Linked DNA regions of Homo sapiens: region 1 is linked to region 2. The links are chromatin contacts, found by Hi-C or POLR2A ChIA-PET in ENCODE. All regions are on one chromosome and are shown on one strand. Each heading gives the region's core, a stretch centred on a gene start or an enhancer-like site at or near the end of the contact. The rest is flanking DNA. Distances are from core to core; before and after follow the strand shown.

Region 1 (4,534 bases), core at 1,914-4,413, 99 kb before region 2:
TCTATTTCATTCTGCTCTATTTCAATTTTCAAATGAAATTCTTATTATGGTCCGCTGCATTGTTTTCACAGCATGTGAAATGATAGCAACCCACAGGTTAGGAAGCACGAGCCTAGTGATGTTTAGCTTTCCCTCTAGGTTGGAGAATCTGTGATTGCTGAAGTAGAATTCGCAGGCACAATGAATGAGGATGCAGTAATGTCGCAGTGACGATGCATTTAGTGGGAGTTGACTTTATTGCCTTGAAAAAGCAAAGGAGGGCAGGCGAGGGGGCTCATGCCTGTAGTCTCAGCACTTTGAGAGGCTGAGGCAGGCAGATCACTTGAGGTCAGGAGTTCAAGACCAGTCTGGCCAACATGGCAAAACCCCATCACTGCCAAAAATACAAAAAAATTAGCCAAGTGTGGTGGCACGCGCCTGTAGCCCCAGCTATTCAGGAAGCTGAGGCAGGAAAATCACTTGAACTTGGGAGGCGGAGGTTGCAGTGAACCAAAATTGCGCCACTGCACTCCAGCCTGGGCAACAGAGCAAGACTCCATCTAAAAAAAAAAAAAAAAAAAAAAAGAAGCAAAGGAACTTGCCATTCTATCTTCAGTTTTTCATAGAACTCTTACTCAAAGTTGTCTTTGTTTTAGGTAAACCTAATTTGGGAGCGAGGAGGTGGGGAGATTGGAGTCCTTCTTTTTTTTTTCTAAGACAGGGTCTCACTCTGTTGCCTAGGCTGGAGTACAGTGGTGAGATTTCAGCTCACTGCAATCTCCACCTCCCGGGTTTAAGCAATTCTCCTGCCTCAGTCTCCCAAGTAGCTGGGATTACAGGTACCCACCACCACGCCCTGCTAATTTTTTGTATTTTTAGTAGAGAATGGGTTTCACCATGTTGGCCAGGCTAGTCTCGAACTCCTGGTCTCAAGTGATCCACCCGCATTGACTTCCCAAAGTGCTGGGATTACAGGCATGAGCCACCACGCCCGGCCCTGGAGTTCATAATGCATGCCAATGTCCATGAGCAATTTTAAGCATCAGGTTCATAAGCATTAGTGTCTAGGAACCACAGACCCTGAGAGCCAGCCGCGCCCATAAGGGTTCAGGATGAGCCTGAAGTGGAGGCTAATCAGGTGAGCTTGCCTCAGGCCTCCTGGAGCACTTCCCTGTGTCCTTGCTGGCACCAGCAGCTTCTCTTTAGCAAACACATTTCTTAGTGCCCTGGTTATGTGCAGGGTTAGACTGAATGCACAACACAGGCCCATCCGCATCGCCAGGTCTCTGTGACCCACTTGCGGTTGGATATTCTCTCAATGCTTCAAACTCAGCCGAAGTCTGTGATCTTGTCCACCTCAAAAATCGTATGATTCTATTTTAAAAACTGAGTTACGTATGTTCGCTAAAATGGAATCTCCCCTCTTAATTCATTCCCTGTCATTCTTCTGATATCTAAACCGTAAGGTCAAGTTAAAAGGGTAGAAGATGATCATAGATATATAGCTGTGATTCTGAGTCAAATTCCCAAACCCTGTCATCACCTCCCTGCAAGGTTCTTGAGAGAGAAAAATGCAAAAAAGGTAAGGCTCAGTAGGTGGGCTTGTGGCCAGGTGGGGGCACTGGGCTCAAATTTCCAAGGGGAGCCCTGGCAAGCTGGGCAGACACTCCCATTTCCTTGTTTCCTCATCATCCTTCAAATTCATATGAGCACCTACAATCTTTCAAGCATAGGGGAGAGAACAGTGAACAAAACAGAGCCCCTGTGCTCCTGAAGCTTATATTCTAGTTGGGGAAACAGAAAATAAATAAATAAAGATATATATACCAGCATAGGAGATGGTGGTTAGTGCTGTGCAGAAATCTGCTACGGCACGTGGTGGGCAGAATGTGTGTGTGTGTGAGCGTGCGCACGTGCATGTACATGCTTTACTATAGTTAGTGGTGTCAGTGAGGGCTTTTTGAGGAGTGACATTTGAAGAAAGAGCTGAGTGAATTTGAGTCATGGAAATATTGAGGGGAAAAGCATCGGGTGAAAGGAAGAGCATGTGCAAAGGCCCTTTGGTCTCACGCCGGGGGGTGGAGGCAGGCTTCGGGCCTTATCATAGAGGTCTGGGCAGCGTCATTTCTCTCCCCCTCAACGCTTGCCAAACCCTGGCCACTTTTTGGACACATACCCAACAATTTTTTAAATTATTATTTTTAATTGTGGTGAAATGCACATAAATTTAACATCTTAGCCATGTTTAAGTGTACAATTTGGCGGCATTAAATATATTTATTATTGTGCAACCGTCATCATTTCCGGAATGTTCTTATAATCCCAAACCAGAACTCTGTGCCCAGGAAACACCAGCTCCCCGTTCCTTCCTCCCCTGAGCTGCTGGCAGCCACTGTTTCCTTTCTGTCTCTATAAATGGGACCACTCCAGGTACCTCACACAAGTGGAATCACACAGTATCTGTCTTTTTGTGAGTGGCTTATTTCGCTTAAGCATAATGTTCTCCAGGTTCATCCATGTGGGGGCATGTGTCAGAATGTCCTTCTTTTTCATTGACGAATAGTGTTCCATGGTGTGGATGTGCCACGTTTAGTTTACCCGTTCATCCTCTACGGTTGGTGGACACCTGGGTTGCTTCTGCCCCTTGGCTATAGTGGATAATGCCTCTATGAACATGGCTGTACAAGAATCTCTCCAAGTCCCTCTTTCAGTTCTTTTGGGGACATTCCTAGAAGTAGATAGACAGTTTTAGCTCCCTTTTCCTTGAGTTGATCCACTGTGCTTTGCACGCTGCCCCTTGTTAGTTTATGTCACTGTTAGGGAGAGCGTGTTGATCGGCTCACCTGTTTCCCTCCTCTCAGCTGTAAGTTCCTGGGGAATAGGGAGTGGTGCTTGGCACTGCACCCCCTGATGCCATGGAAGGCGCACAGTCTGTGCCCCAGCAGGATTTATTCAGTGAGCAAGTCTGGAAAGGGCTGCTCCAGAAGGAGGGTGAAGGCTGGGCTGCACAGAGCCTGCACCTTCTTTGTATTTTTACATTGGGCTTCTCTGACTGCCCCTAAAATAAAAATGGGGATAATCCATTTTCCTGTGAGAGAAATGAAAACCCACGAAGACTAAATGTCCTGCCCGCTGTCCAGGTGCAGTGAGGGGCGTGGCCGGGACCAGAATCCCTGCTTCCCTGTTCTCTAGTCAGTGCTGCTGCTGGAAACCAGAGTCTTCTTTTGTTTTCCCTCTCACCTCTGGCTGCCTCTCTCTCCCCTCAAAGGTCAGAGCAGTGCCAAGGACAGAAGAGAGAGTAGATCCAGCCTTGGCCCTGCTAGGCTGGGCAGCCTGGCAGGTAGAGTCAGCAGGGATAGAGCTTGCTTTCCTGTTCACGATCTTCAGCCAAGTTCAGGGAGGTCTGAATACTGAGGCCTTCATAGCCACTGCACCCCAGGTAGCTCAGGAGAACCTCCGAGCGCAGGAGTGCAAAGGCTGGCATTCTTCAGGCTCTGAGGCTGTCCCTTCCGGTGGAGGTGAACTGCTTCTTATTGATGTGGACAAGACTGTGGGTATGTGTCTGAGTGTGTGGAGGTGATATAGAGAGGCCTAAGGGGTGTGTGTGTGTGTGTGTGTGTGTGTGTGTGTGTGTGTCAGGGGGTGAGTGTGTGTATGAGAGAGGCAGAGGCAGCGGGAGAGAAAGAGAGCGCAATGCAGAGAAGAAAGCAGAACCTTCCTCATAGAGTTTTGGGGGTTACGTGATCTGAAAAGCACTTGAAACAGTACCTTGCTCACAGCAATGGCTGCGTTGATGATTTTTATTGTTATAGAGGCACAGACACAGAGAAAGGCAGAGAGGGAGAGGGGAGAGTGGGGAAGGAAGGTGGGAGGCGGCAGGAGCGAGGAAGAACTACATTCTGGAAACCTCAGAGATTTAACAAAAGGGTGGAATCTGGGAAAAGCTCCCCTGCCTGCTTGTTCTCTTATAAAGCTGATTATGCTTACCTTCCTCCCCCATGGTATTTTAAACTTAAATAACACAGTCTCCATTGTGTAAAGCAAAATAATTTTCCAGATTCCCTGTGTACCTCAGTGCACCATGCTTAGGGAATCTGCCCGGCAACACAGACAGACTGTGGGAGTATGCCGCGGAGGCTGCGTCCCCCGCTTGCTGGTTAGGGTGCTCCTGTGTGCCCAGCCTTCCAGGTCTGGCCTCCCCCCAGCCCCCCAGCCAGCCCCCAACACAAATCATTTGGGCTTTATCTTATCTTTAGCAGGAGAATGCTTCCCAGATGTGTAGGATTAATGGTGAATATTACACAGCACCCCCTGGACAGAGATGGGTCCTGGGTGACTCCAGGCCCTAAAAACCTTTCTCCAGCGTGGACTAGCGGGGAGCTCCAGTCCCCACCTGAGAGTTGAAGGAGCATCCCCTCCCTGCTTTGCGATGGCTCCAGAGACAAGACGTGTGCCCTGCCCCCACCCCACATTGTCTACTTTGATTTACAGCACAGCCATCACAGGGGGACCTTTTTGGTTAACATTTACAAAAGTGCTTTCTGTCTGGTTTCTA
Region 2 (3,939 bases), core at 1,440-3,939:
AAACCCTCATGGAAATATTTTAAGCACGTGGTTGCTTGCAAGAAGTCAAAACCATAAATGTAAATGATCTAAGAACGAAGAGTATGTGGTATTTAACCTGGCAGTACATGACATGCAGTATAGTTTATTGCTTGATAAATGGCTGGTCTAAAATTAGAGAATTGGGCTAAAGTTAGAGAATAAAATTCAAGGAGATCCACGATGTTCTTGTTCTAATCAGAGGTTGTTCAGTTATCCAAAAGAGAAACCCACTCAAAGCAGTTCAGTTTAGAACTGGGGAGTGGAAGGATAAAGGGGAATCTTGTGCACTGGAAAGGCTCCCAGTCTCTGGTACCCCTGTCTGTCTCTCATCTCCATTTCTCACTGAGAATGTCCCATGTTCCTCTCTTGAAGCTAGCTTTCCCAGCAACCCTGCAGCCTCCTCACTCAGTCTTGCCTCCTTCTGCCTTGCTGCTGTGGCTGTGCTGACCTGGCCCCTGTCTATGTGATGATGATGGTTAATTTTATGTGTCAACTTGACTGAGCCATGGGGTACCCAGAGAGTTGGTCAACATTATTCTGTAGGTGTCTGTGAGGGTGTTTCTGGAAGAGAGGAACATGTGAATGTGCAGGCTGGGTGAAGAAGATGGTCCTTCCTAACGCGGGTGGGCCTCATCCCATCAGTTGAAGCTCTGCATAGAACAAACAGGCTGACCCTCCCCTGAGGAAGAGAGACTTCCCCTAGCCTGTCAGCCATTGCCTTTTTTCCTGCCTTTGGATTTCGGGTAGGTCTCTCCTGGGTCTCCAGCTTGCCACCTGCAGATCTTGGGACTTGGTAGCCAACCTCCATAAGCATGTGAATCAATTCTTAATAAAAAATTTCTCTCTCTCTCTCTCTCTCCCCCTCCCACACACACATGATGCATATTTATATCATATATATATATACACAATGAACTACATCCTATTGACTGTGTTCCTCGGAGGAGCTTTTACTAATACAGCCGTTGCATGGATTCAGGCTCACAGATTCCTTGGCTGTACTCTCTAAGTCTCAGTAGAATTCCTGTGGAAGAGTGACTCTGATTTTCTCTCAGCCGGGTGACTGTGGCCCCATCAGCCCTGGAGGGGCATCATGTGGCCTCTGGGAGCCACCCCACTCAGATTAGGGACAGGGCAGGTTCTTGAAGGTATTATGGGTGGAGAACAAATGAGTCACATTCTCTCACAGATTTCCTTTCCAGTTAATAGAACTAACTTCACTTTTATAGACTTGAGAAGAGATTTTTGCACTCTTTATGAGGCCACCATGGGGCTTATATATCTGAGTGTTTCATTTCCCAAAAGGCTGGTACAATAAATGGCTCCCTTCTGACCTTCACTTGCTTTCCAATTAAAAAAAAAAAAAAACAGGAATAGCAACACTTTGAGCTTATTCTTGCAAATGTCCTTTGATGCAGTTTAGGAACAATACTATTGTTCCACCATTGCCCTCCTAGAGCACTGGGCCCGGAATCACCGGGGCCAGGAACCACTAGTTCATTATGGGCTCTTCTCTCTACCAGATATGTGACATGGGGCCTCAGTTTTCTCCTCTGTAAGAGGGGGTTAGCACTCACTGCTGGAGATACAACGAGTGTTGTACAAAGCCTGCTGACAATTTCATTCCATTTAAATGTTAAGATTGTTCAAGAATTCCAGGATATCTTAGCTAGAAGCTACGTTCATTGTAAAGATAATGAAACTGAGACTCAAAGAGACAGTATTATTGATGCGGACATAAACAATGATTCTCACAATTCTCTGGTTTGTTCTGCTCTGACCCTTTCACCTTCCACAAGGCGGTTTGTTTTCTTAGCTGGGAGGGTCAGGGATCCCAGGCTGCCTCACTTCTTTTCTTTTCTCTTTTTCTCTTTTTTTTCTTTTCTTTTCTTCTCTTTTCTTTTTCTTTTCTCTTTTCTTTTTTCCTTCCTTCCTTCCTTCTTTCCTTCTTTCTTTCTTTCTTTCTTTCTTTCTTTCTTTCTTTCTTTCTGTCTTTCTTTCTCTTCCTTTCTTTCTTTCTTTCTCTTCCTTTCTTCCTTTCTTTCTCTTTTTTTTTGTGTGTGTATGAGTGCAGCTGAAGCTAGCAGGTCTCTTCCTCCTTTTAAGGACTTTCTTCCTTTCCCTGGGGCCACTCATTGGACCCCCTCTGAGGTTAGGTGTGCGATCTTCCTCCTTTATAAGGAATCCAGGGCAGCAAGCTGCTCTTCTCAGGGCAGACTTGCCTACGGCAGGCAGGGCTTAGACTCCTATGACAGGAAGAGTCAAAAGCTGTAGATCTGAGTGAGGCTTCAGTCTGTGGCAGGGAAAAGGCACACCACACAGGCGTGCCAGCCCTGTGGCCAGGTTTTTCGGGATGTACGGTTTGGCAGAGCCGAGCCTGGGGTGCCCAGAAAACAGCTTTTGATGTAACGCCATAGAGGTTTTTGAACTCGGCCTGCAATGCCTTTAATCTCTCTTGGCTCCGATTTCCCAGGTTAATTTCCTGACATCTAAGGAGCTTTGTTTAGCGTGTGTAGCTTCCTGCCTTTTATGTCAGAGCCTGCGAACTGACGGAATCGTGGAGTGAGCCAAGAAACTGGGGGTGGGGGCAAGCCTTGGAGGCTCTCTTCCTTCTTTATTTTCCTTAGTCGCACACTCACCCTTAGTCACTTTTTTCCTTGGATATTAGCACAATAGAAGCCTCCTTATGTAAGATGTAAAAGCAGGGAGGGAGGGACCTGGGAGGGCTTGGTGAAAGAGCCTGGTCATTGTGTGAGTGAAGTCCTGGGGGAGGTTTTACTCTGGTTTTGCTATTTTGCAGTGATATCTAATTAATGCCTTTGGGGAGCAGTCACTGAGGGCCAGGGCCCTGTGTCCCCCCATCCCAGTTCTCTCCACTCTCTTTTCTCTGCCATTCAAAGACCCTGGCAACCCCAGACTGATGGAGAGAGACAGAGTGAGTGATTACCCCCACTCCGTTGCCTGGCGTGTGCTAACTCCTCTCTTTCCCCTCTCACCTCCATCTTCTCAAAGGGTGGCCTCCTCACCAGTTCCTCATTTACATTCTCTTTATTTGCTTGACATTACCATTCTATCAGAATTTGCTCAGCTGCTTGTTTATCCTTTGTGTGGGTGAGTTCCAGCGTTTCTGGCCGCTTCTGGACAGCTGGCCTGTGCCTCTTTGACTTAGTGCATAGGCACTGAGCAGGCACCTGAGTAAGTGTTTTAAATTGTGGCAGATGTTGCAACACTTACCTCTTTCCAGGGGCTGTGGTGAGGCTCAATTAACATTTCAGACACCCACACTGCAAGTGCAAAGTAGTTAAGTTTGAGAACTCAAATGTAAAGAAAACAAACCGATCTCTTACTCAGTAGCGGCCGAATTCATTAGCTGGGGAGATGTAGGGAAGCCCTCCTGCCACTTAGGAATTATTTAGAGAATATTAGATGAGAAGGGACATCAGAGAGCATCTCCTATAAGCCCACTATTCCTGGGTCCATGTTGGCCATTTTGCTCTTTGTTTTTATAGCCATTGAGTCCTCAGTGCCCAGGGCAGTCCTTGCCATTCAGCAGGGGCTCAGAATTGATTGTTGAGTGAATAACTGTGACTACTCACACCCTGGCATCTCACAGAGGAGCACAGATCTACTGAAGTTAGATGGGATTAGGAAGATTACAGCCTGTCTCCTGCCTCCGAAGGGAGTGACTTTCCACTTAATTGACTTGTTTGTTTTGGTTGTCTAGTGTGGATCCCTGACTGCTTCAAAGGCACTCAAGCTCAGTCTGAGGGCCTTTAGGAAGCATCTCAGAACTCCCCCACTTGCTGAGGAAAGCCCAGGTGGGCACCAGCAGGACACCTGAGGCCATCTTTGTGGCAATTAAGAAGACTTGTTGAGATTGGAGGTGCGAGTGGGGGTGAGTCTCCCTCAGGCTTGGCT

What was found. A loop is a pair of places that touch in the nucleus more often than their neighbours do. ChIA-PET counts read pairs that join two places held with the same protein, here RNA polymerase II (POLR2A).
Region 1: a map of PC-9 shows a loop between it and region 2 (9-fold over the local background). The contact joins the promoter of TUSC8 here to the enhancer-like site in region 2. A Hi-C loop is called at or near these places in 1 of 168 maps with a recorded cell type or tissue (PC-9). POLR2A ChIA-PET finds 5 or more read pairs at or near these places in 2 of 52 experiments (HCT116 and activated naive CD4-positive, alpha-beta T cell).

What each region holds. Positions count from the first base shown.
Region 1 is chr13:44,404,613-44,409,146 of GRCh38, reverse strand. It overlaps TUSC8 (tumor suppressor candidate 8), which reads left to right and starts at 3,163. Exons shown (of 2, transcript NR_104174.1): 1 at 3,163-3,533.
Region 2 is chr13:44,305,286-44,309,224 of GRCh38, reverse strand. No RefSeq gene overlaps it. Among named protein-coding and RNA genes, the nearest start is that of SERP2, 67 kb to the left of the region's middle. RefSeq lists enhancers at 1,903-2,526, 2,102-3,301. Within about 2 kb of position 2,689, at least 21 of the 41 ENCODE cell types and tissues checked have a DNase peak (open chromatin) inside an H3K27ac peak, as active enhancers do; they include HCT116 and PC-9, where a contact is called at or near this core.